2 separate regions of the Homo sapiens genome follow, and region 2 is linked to region 1. A link is a contact called in ENCODE Hi-C or POLR2A ChIA-PET data. All regions are on one chromosome and are shown on one strand. The core of a region is the stretch at or near the end of the contact, and the rest is flanking DNA. Distances in the headings are between cores, read along the strand shown. Region 1 holds the start of FSTL1 (follistatin like 1). Region 2 has its middle 40 kb from the start of NDUFB4.

Region 1 (3,046 bases), core at 466-2,965:
GGGTTTGGGAGCTTTAAAAGAAGTAACTGCAGGTAACGTACACAGCCCAGTGTGTGGTAAACAAAAATGTACTTGGTAAATGTTAAACCATTGTGCTTGGAAGTGGTGTGGGTTAATGGTCAAGAGCCTTGGGTCCGGAGCCAGACTGTTTGGGTTCAAATCCCACCCTTAGCATTTAATAGCTGAGAGCATTGGGTAACCTTCGCTGACTCAATTTATCTGTCATTAAAATGGAATTTTATTACAACATAGCAGATATTTAATAAATATTAGCTACTTTTATTTCATTGGCAGTAAAAACAGTTGATTGAGTTTCCACCTCAATCAACAACGTAGTAGTGAATTAAATGAGAATTCAGTACAATGCGTATTTTTTAAAAATTGTGAAGACCTTGTATGCATTTATGACTTTTTTGGGCAGAGTCAAGCTGCGATGCTAAGGGTGTGGTTAAACTGTAATATGAAGGAAAAAATTCAAACAGGGAGCATAAACCACCCACCAGGGAGCTATTTCTTTTGTAATGTGCATTCCATTTCTTCTCCCTCATGCTTTTTAATTCCTTCCATATTTCCTGCCATAATTATCAAATGTTTAGTTTCTGACCTCACTTTCCTGGAGACTGGAGCCCGGGGAATTTAGAATTGTTTATTTTCTGTCCATAAACCTTTGAGTTAATGGAGCGGCTTCTGAGCAAAGAGTTTGTTGGTTTGTTTGTAGTGTCTCAGGAAGGTCGTTAGAGTTGAAAAAATTGGTACAAAAAAACAAGCGCTGAAATGCTTTAACTGGAAACTCGAGCCCCCAAAGAGCAGAGCAATGGATCTTCTCTTACACTTGCGCAACGTTACAGGGAACACTTGGGAAAAGGCCGTTACATTGCCCAGATGATAACACAAAACCCGAGGACACTTCACAAAGAAGAAAATACATTTCAGAGAATCATGATCTCACTTTAAAAGAGAGAAAGGAAAATTAATTTTGCCCCAAAAGAAGAATCCCGATTCCTCTGCCCCCGCCCCCAGGAGACAGACTTGGGAGGGAAAAGTCCCCAACTACTCTCAGTCTCCTCTGAAGTGAAGGACGGAACTGAGGCGCCTTTTTGAACTCGCTGCTGCTCCAGTCGCCGCCTCGTCCCCGTCGGCCCAGCCCGTCCCCTCTCCTCCTCCCCGCTCTCCCTCCATGTTAGCCGCGGCGGGGCTCCCGCTTACGGCCCGAACTACTTTTCCTGCTTTAAAGATTTAAGTTTCGTAAGCAGCATTACTGCCCCAGCTCCACCCCAGCACACCCCAAGGACCGAAACTCCCAGCGCCACCCCGGGAGAGCATCCCCAGGACGCGCGCCCACCCGCCCAGCGCGCAGACCCAAGAGGCCCCGGGGACCGAGTTCGGACTCCTCGGCCCCTCGCCTACCTCGGCGCGGACCCAGGCGACCGCCACCAGCGCGAGCGCGAGCGCGAGCCAGCGTTTCCACATCTGCGGAAGAGAGAAGAGAGCGAGTCTGAAGGCGCCGGGCCCCGCGCTGACCTGGGAAACTTGCTCGGGTCCCGCAGGCTCGCTCCGGCCGCCCAAGCACCCCCGGCCGCCCGAAGAGTCCGGCCTCCGCGCCGTGCGCCCTGCGCTCACCGTGGTCTGGTCCAGGTCTCCTGGGGGCGCGGGGCAGGACGGCGGCAGCGAGCTGTAAGCGGAGGTGGGAGCTCCGCCGATCGCCAGCCTCGGAGGAAATGCGACCTCCCCTCGCCGCCCCTTAAGACCTCTCCTTCCCCGCCTGCCTGCCCCCCCAGCTCCTCCCCATTCTCCTCCCCCTTCTGCTGCAGCGGCCCCCGCGGCTCCCGCTCCCCCTCCTTCCGACCCCTGCTCCGGGGAGCCCGCGGGAGTCCTGGCGCCGCCGAACCCCTCTCTCCGCACGGTCCCTCGTCCGGCGCCCCTTCGGCCCCCTGGACGTGGAGCGGAGGCAGAGGGGGTGTCCCGTGGGTCCCTGCCACAAAGGGGTAGGGGGAAGGGAAACCCCACCCCGGGAGGGGCTGCTGGCTGGCGGCGGCCCGGGCGGGCTGCGGCGGTGGCCAGGTGGGCGGTGCCGTGGGGGGCCCGGGAAGGTCCGGGACTGGAACCTGGAGGAAAAGACGTCCCGCGGCCTAGGAAGCGGAGCCGCCCCCCATGGCTGAAGGGGGAGGCCCAGGGAGGCAGAGGAGACCCCGCATCCCGGGGTCACGGCAGCAGGGCAGCGGGGCACCGGGAAGTGGGCGCAGGGCCGGGAAGACCGGCCGGCGTGGGGAAGGCTGCTGTGGGTTCTACAGTGCATTGTCCCGGGTGAGGTGGCGGCCGCCCTGCTCTGCTGGGAAGATCCTGAGTCCAGCGTTTGCCGGCAGCCTCATCCCCTCCTTCCCTCGGGCCGGGGAGCGGTGTCCCCCTCCTCTCTTCCGCCCACTCACTCATCACCTGTGTCCCTCCTCCCATCCCTGTCATCCCAAGTAGCCTCTGTGTTCAGGATTGCCATCTTCACCACCTTCTTCCCAGCCCTTGGCCTTCGAAAGTGTGCTACCTCTTTGACAGGGTTAACTCCCTAAAATGCTCCTAATTAAGGCGCCTTTCCTGCCATAACTAGTAAGGAGAGCAGATCCACTTAGCAACTCAGATTTCACATGCCCAAGACTAAGCCTCACTTCCCCCAGCTTCAGGGCCTGCTTATCTACCTCTTTCAGGGTGGTTGCCTTCAAACCTATCTCCTTTTCTCAGAGCCGGCTTGTACCCATAGCCTGGCAGTTTAGCCGCTGAGATCTCATATGCATCCCCTCGCCTCCGTTCACATGTCCACTTTCCTAGGCCAGACCTTCATCCTCCCTCACTCAGAAATTCTGGAAACCTCCTTTCGTTGTCCTCTGACTCCAGGCTCTCCCCTGTAGTCTCCACTGCAATCCATTGTCATATTCTTTCCCTTATTTTAAACATTGTCTTCCTCGTGTTCATGTTCTTCCTCTACTCAGAAACTTCAGCGTTCTTCTACCCACATCAAATCCAAACTCTGCCTTTCTTATAAGCCCTGCATTACTGG
Region 2 (2,946 bases), core at 344-2,843, 110 kb after region 1:
TGCCACCTTGTATGTTAACTGGGAATGTAATTTTGCCTTGTCCCCTACCAACTGGCCTGTGAATTATTGGAAGCAAGGACTCAGGCCTGTCTTTGTATACCTGGTATATTGCCTTTCCAATAGTGGCTCAATAAATATCTGTTTATTTGACTTATTTGATTCACAGGTTGAATGCAAGATTGCCAGATGCCTTTGGAAGTGGTTAGCTAAAGGGAGACTAGAGGAGTTAGAAACATTGTTATTTGCTTGTAAAATATTTATGTTTCTATGTAAGATGTTCCATTTCCATCTTGGAAGCACTAGAACTGTCTGACTAGTGGAAATCCACCAGGATGAGATCAGGTGCTGTTTCTGGCCAGAGGGAGAGATTTGGCAGCCAGATGGGCTCTTAGAAGAGCAATTTAACCAGATGCAGAATGGCAGAGACAGAGTCCCCAGGGCTGGCTATGATACAAAGGGATCTCCTGAAGCGCAGTTGCTTCCACAAAGAAGTTTTGCAAATTCAGACCTTCCTTCCTTGCTGCTTAATTTTCCCCTGGGTGGAAACCTTTGGCATCCGAGAGGGCCAGGGCCAGGTAAGATAGGAGGAAGAGCTAGTGTGTTACTGGGCCAAAGACTTCTGGGTTCTAGTCCAGATTTTTTCAACAACTTCCTGGGTGGCCTTGGACCTTATGTCATCTCCCTAATCTTCAGTTCCCTCATCTATCATGAATGTGTTGGATCAATATGTAATCTCTACAGTCCCTGCTGACTCTCATACTCTATCACTCTAGGATTTTTCTCATAGTGGAGTCATTAGTATCTACTATGCAGGAGACAGAGACCTCCTTTGCCTGGAATTAATATTCTTTCGGTTGGGGAGATGCAATCAGAACTCTGGCCAGTGGAGCTCAATTGAGTCAGTCCCTAGGGTGTGAGATGATCTCATTTTATGGGGAGTGACCCTGCTTACAACAACTTGGAATTCTTTACCTTCTCCACCACATCTGGGAAAGTAAGGACTTGGGATATAGGATAATGAAGAGAGGGCAGGGTAATAATGGGGCAAAGGACTTAAACTGGAGCCATATCTGATTATTTGGTCAATTGTCCTTGCCTCTAGATTATCACTGAGTGTTCCCTTTCTGTAGTCCCTGACTGAAGTCACAGTCATTAATGATGGTAGAAATCCAGGGAGATGAAGCAAGATTACACTGAGGCTTGGTGCCAAGTGTCTACAAGTGTCAGAGACCCCACCCAGGCCTTGGACTTGGCCTTATGGGTACATTCTCCAGGACCGCCCCCACCTCACCCTGCCAGAAAGTGCTCCTCCCCTGGAACCCGCCCCCACCCAGATGACCTTCGCAGCCTTCCTCAGGTGCTCCTGGCTGCTCTCTGCTCCTGCACCACCTCTCTCTGTCAACTTAAACCCATAGTAGCCCCTCCCACTAACTCTCCTCTACTCCCCCAGCTAAGACAGCAGGTCTGCCTTTTTAAACTCAGATCAGGCTACTGGGTGTGAGGTCCATGAGGCCATGGCCTTGTGTCTTTTGGTGCTTGTGAGCTTATCTTGGGCCTGGAAAATCATGCTGAGGAGGAAGATATTCCTGCTGCTGCCACCATGGAAAACAGTGCTGTGTTCCAGGAGCTGGGGAATAGTGTGGCAAGCAGATGACCCTTGTACAGCAGAACATTGATGACCTTCTGGAAGAGACCCAGAGATAAGGAGGGAACAGCTTGTGCGGAAAAGGGAGTCCTAGAAGCCAGTCCAAATATTGCAGATGGAATTCTTGTGAGTGAGGGCTTTCTACAAAACCGTTTGCCAAGACAGCTCACATGTTTGCAAGGCAAACATCTAGGCACAAGCTTACAAAATGAAACAGGCAGCTCAATGGCAGGCCCTGGCATGTTGTCGGTGGGAGGCGGACAAGTGAGGACCATGGGCCTTTCACCTGTCCATTTCTCTCTAGCTGCTATGGGGGGCCTCTAATGCTGTATGAGTTCTTTGACTTTCCAATCTATTTAATAGAAGAGAACCTGGGAAGTTAGCTCATCCAAGTCATGCCTCTGTCTCTACACTGGATGTTACCTGCAGCATGTGATAACAAGACAGTTCTGTTCTTTCAATAAATGCCTCTAGAGGAAAGTGCCCACCTATTCTCTGTGACCCATTCTAGGGTTTAATCGCTGTGAAATCTTGAACAATAGGCCTCACATTGACCTTAAGATGCCCCCTCGGTAGTTTACTTTTATTCCATTTCCTATTGATTACAGGTGGGGAATAGCCACTGACCAAGGTTTTCACTTGAAAGGATGCTTTTAAATACTTGACCATAACAGGCCCCCTTAACCTACACTTATTTAGACCTAATAACTTTAGAAACATTTTATACACTTATTTACTTGATAATCTTTTCCAACTATTCTATAATCTCTGCTAGTGACCACAGCTGCTCTCCCCCCGACAGAGCTCCCCTCTCCTTTCTAGGCACCCCATCTCTTCCCTACCTAAGAAATTTTTCCATCTTCAATGCACCAACATTTGAGCAGCTGTATAAGCACAAAATACTTAATTTGGGAACAGTGTCTGTGGGAAGGAATGCTTTGTTAGTTTCCAAAGTAATGCAAAGCTTAATTTTAGAAAGTAATTTAACTTTTTTTTTTTTTTTTTTTTTGGTTCTGGAAGTCACAGAGATTATGGATTGCACTGCAGAGGCAGCCTGCCTCCTGATGATGCTAGCACTTTGTAGCACTGGGTTTTTCTGCAGCAGTTTCATTTTTGTTCTCATTCAGAGACACAGTGGGTCAGTTCAATAAAAACATTTACTCCCTGAGGTCAGGGCCTATGTCTTGTACAGCCTGTCTGTATGGCCAGGGCCTGACAAGGACAAGTAAGTGGGAAGTATTCTTAAATGTTGAATAGCATTGCATTGCCTATCTGCCTCCCACTCCCTACCTTGGTCTTAA

What was found. A loop is a pair of places that touch in the nucleus more often than their neighbours do. ChIA-PET counts read pairs that join two places held with the same protein, here RNA polymerase II (POLR2A). Pooled maps may share reads with other maps.
Region 2: a loop to region 1 is called in a map of heart right ventricle, with 8 times the contacts of the local background. The contact joins the enhancer-like site here to the promoter of FSTL1 in region 1. A Hi-C loop is called at or near these places in 27 of 168 maps with a recorded cell type or tissue (GM11168, GM23248, IMR-90 and 21 more), 1 of 37 single-sample maps with no recorded cell type and 27 of 50 pooled maps. POLR2A ChIA-PET finds 5 or more read pairs at or near these places in 9 of 52 experiments (AG04449, AG04450, H1 and 4 more).

What each region holds. Positions count from the first base shown.
Region 1 is chr3:120,449,277-120,452,322 of GRCh38, forward strand. FSTL1 (follistatin like 1) reads right to left here and starts at 1,716. Exons shown (of 11, transcript NM_007085.5): 1 at 1,621-1,716; 2 at 1,408-1,470. The coding sequence starts at 1,470. It overlaps LOC124900546 (a long non-coding RNA gene), which reads right to left and starts at 1,378. Exons shown (of 2, transcript XR_007096030.1): 1 at 1-1,378.
Region 2 is chr3:120,554,563-120,557,508 of GRCh38, forward strand. No RefSeq gene overlaps it. Among named protein-coding and RNA genes, the nearest start is that of NDUFB4, 40 kb to the right of the region's middle. Within about 2 kb of position 1,594, at least 10 of the 41 ENCODE cell types and tissues checked have a DNase peak (open chromatin) inside an H3K27ac peak, as active enhancers do; they include adrenal gland and heart right ventricle, where a contact is called at or near this core.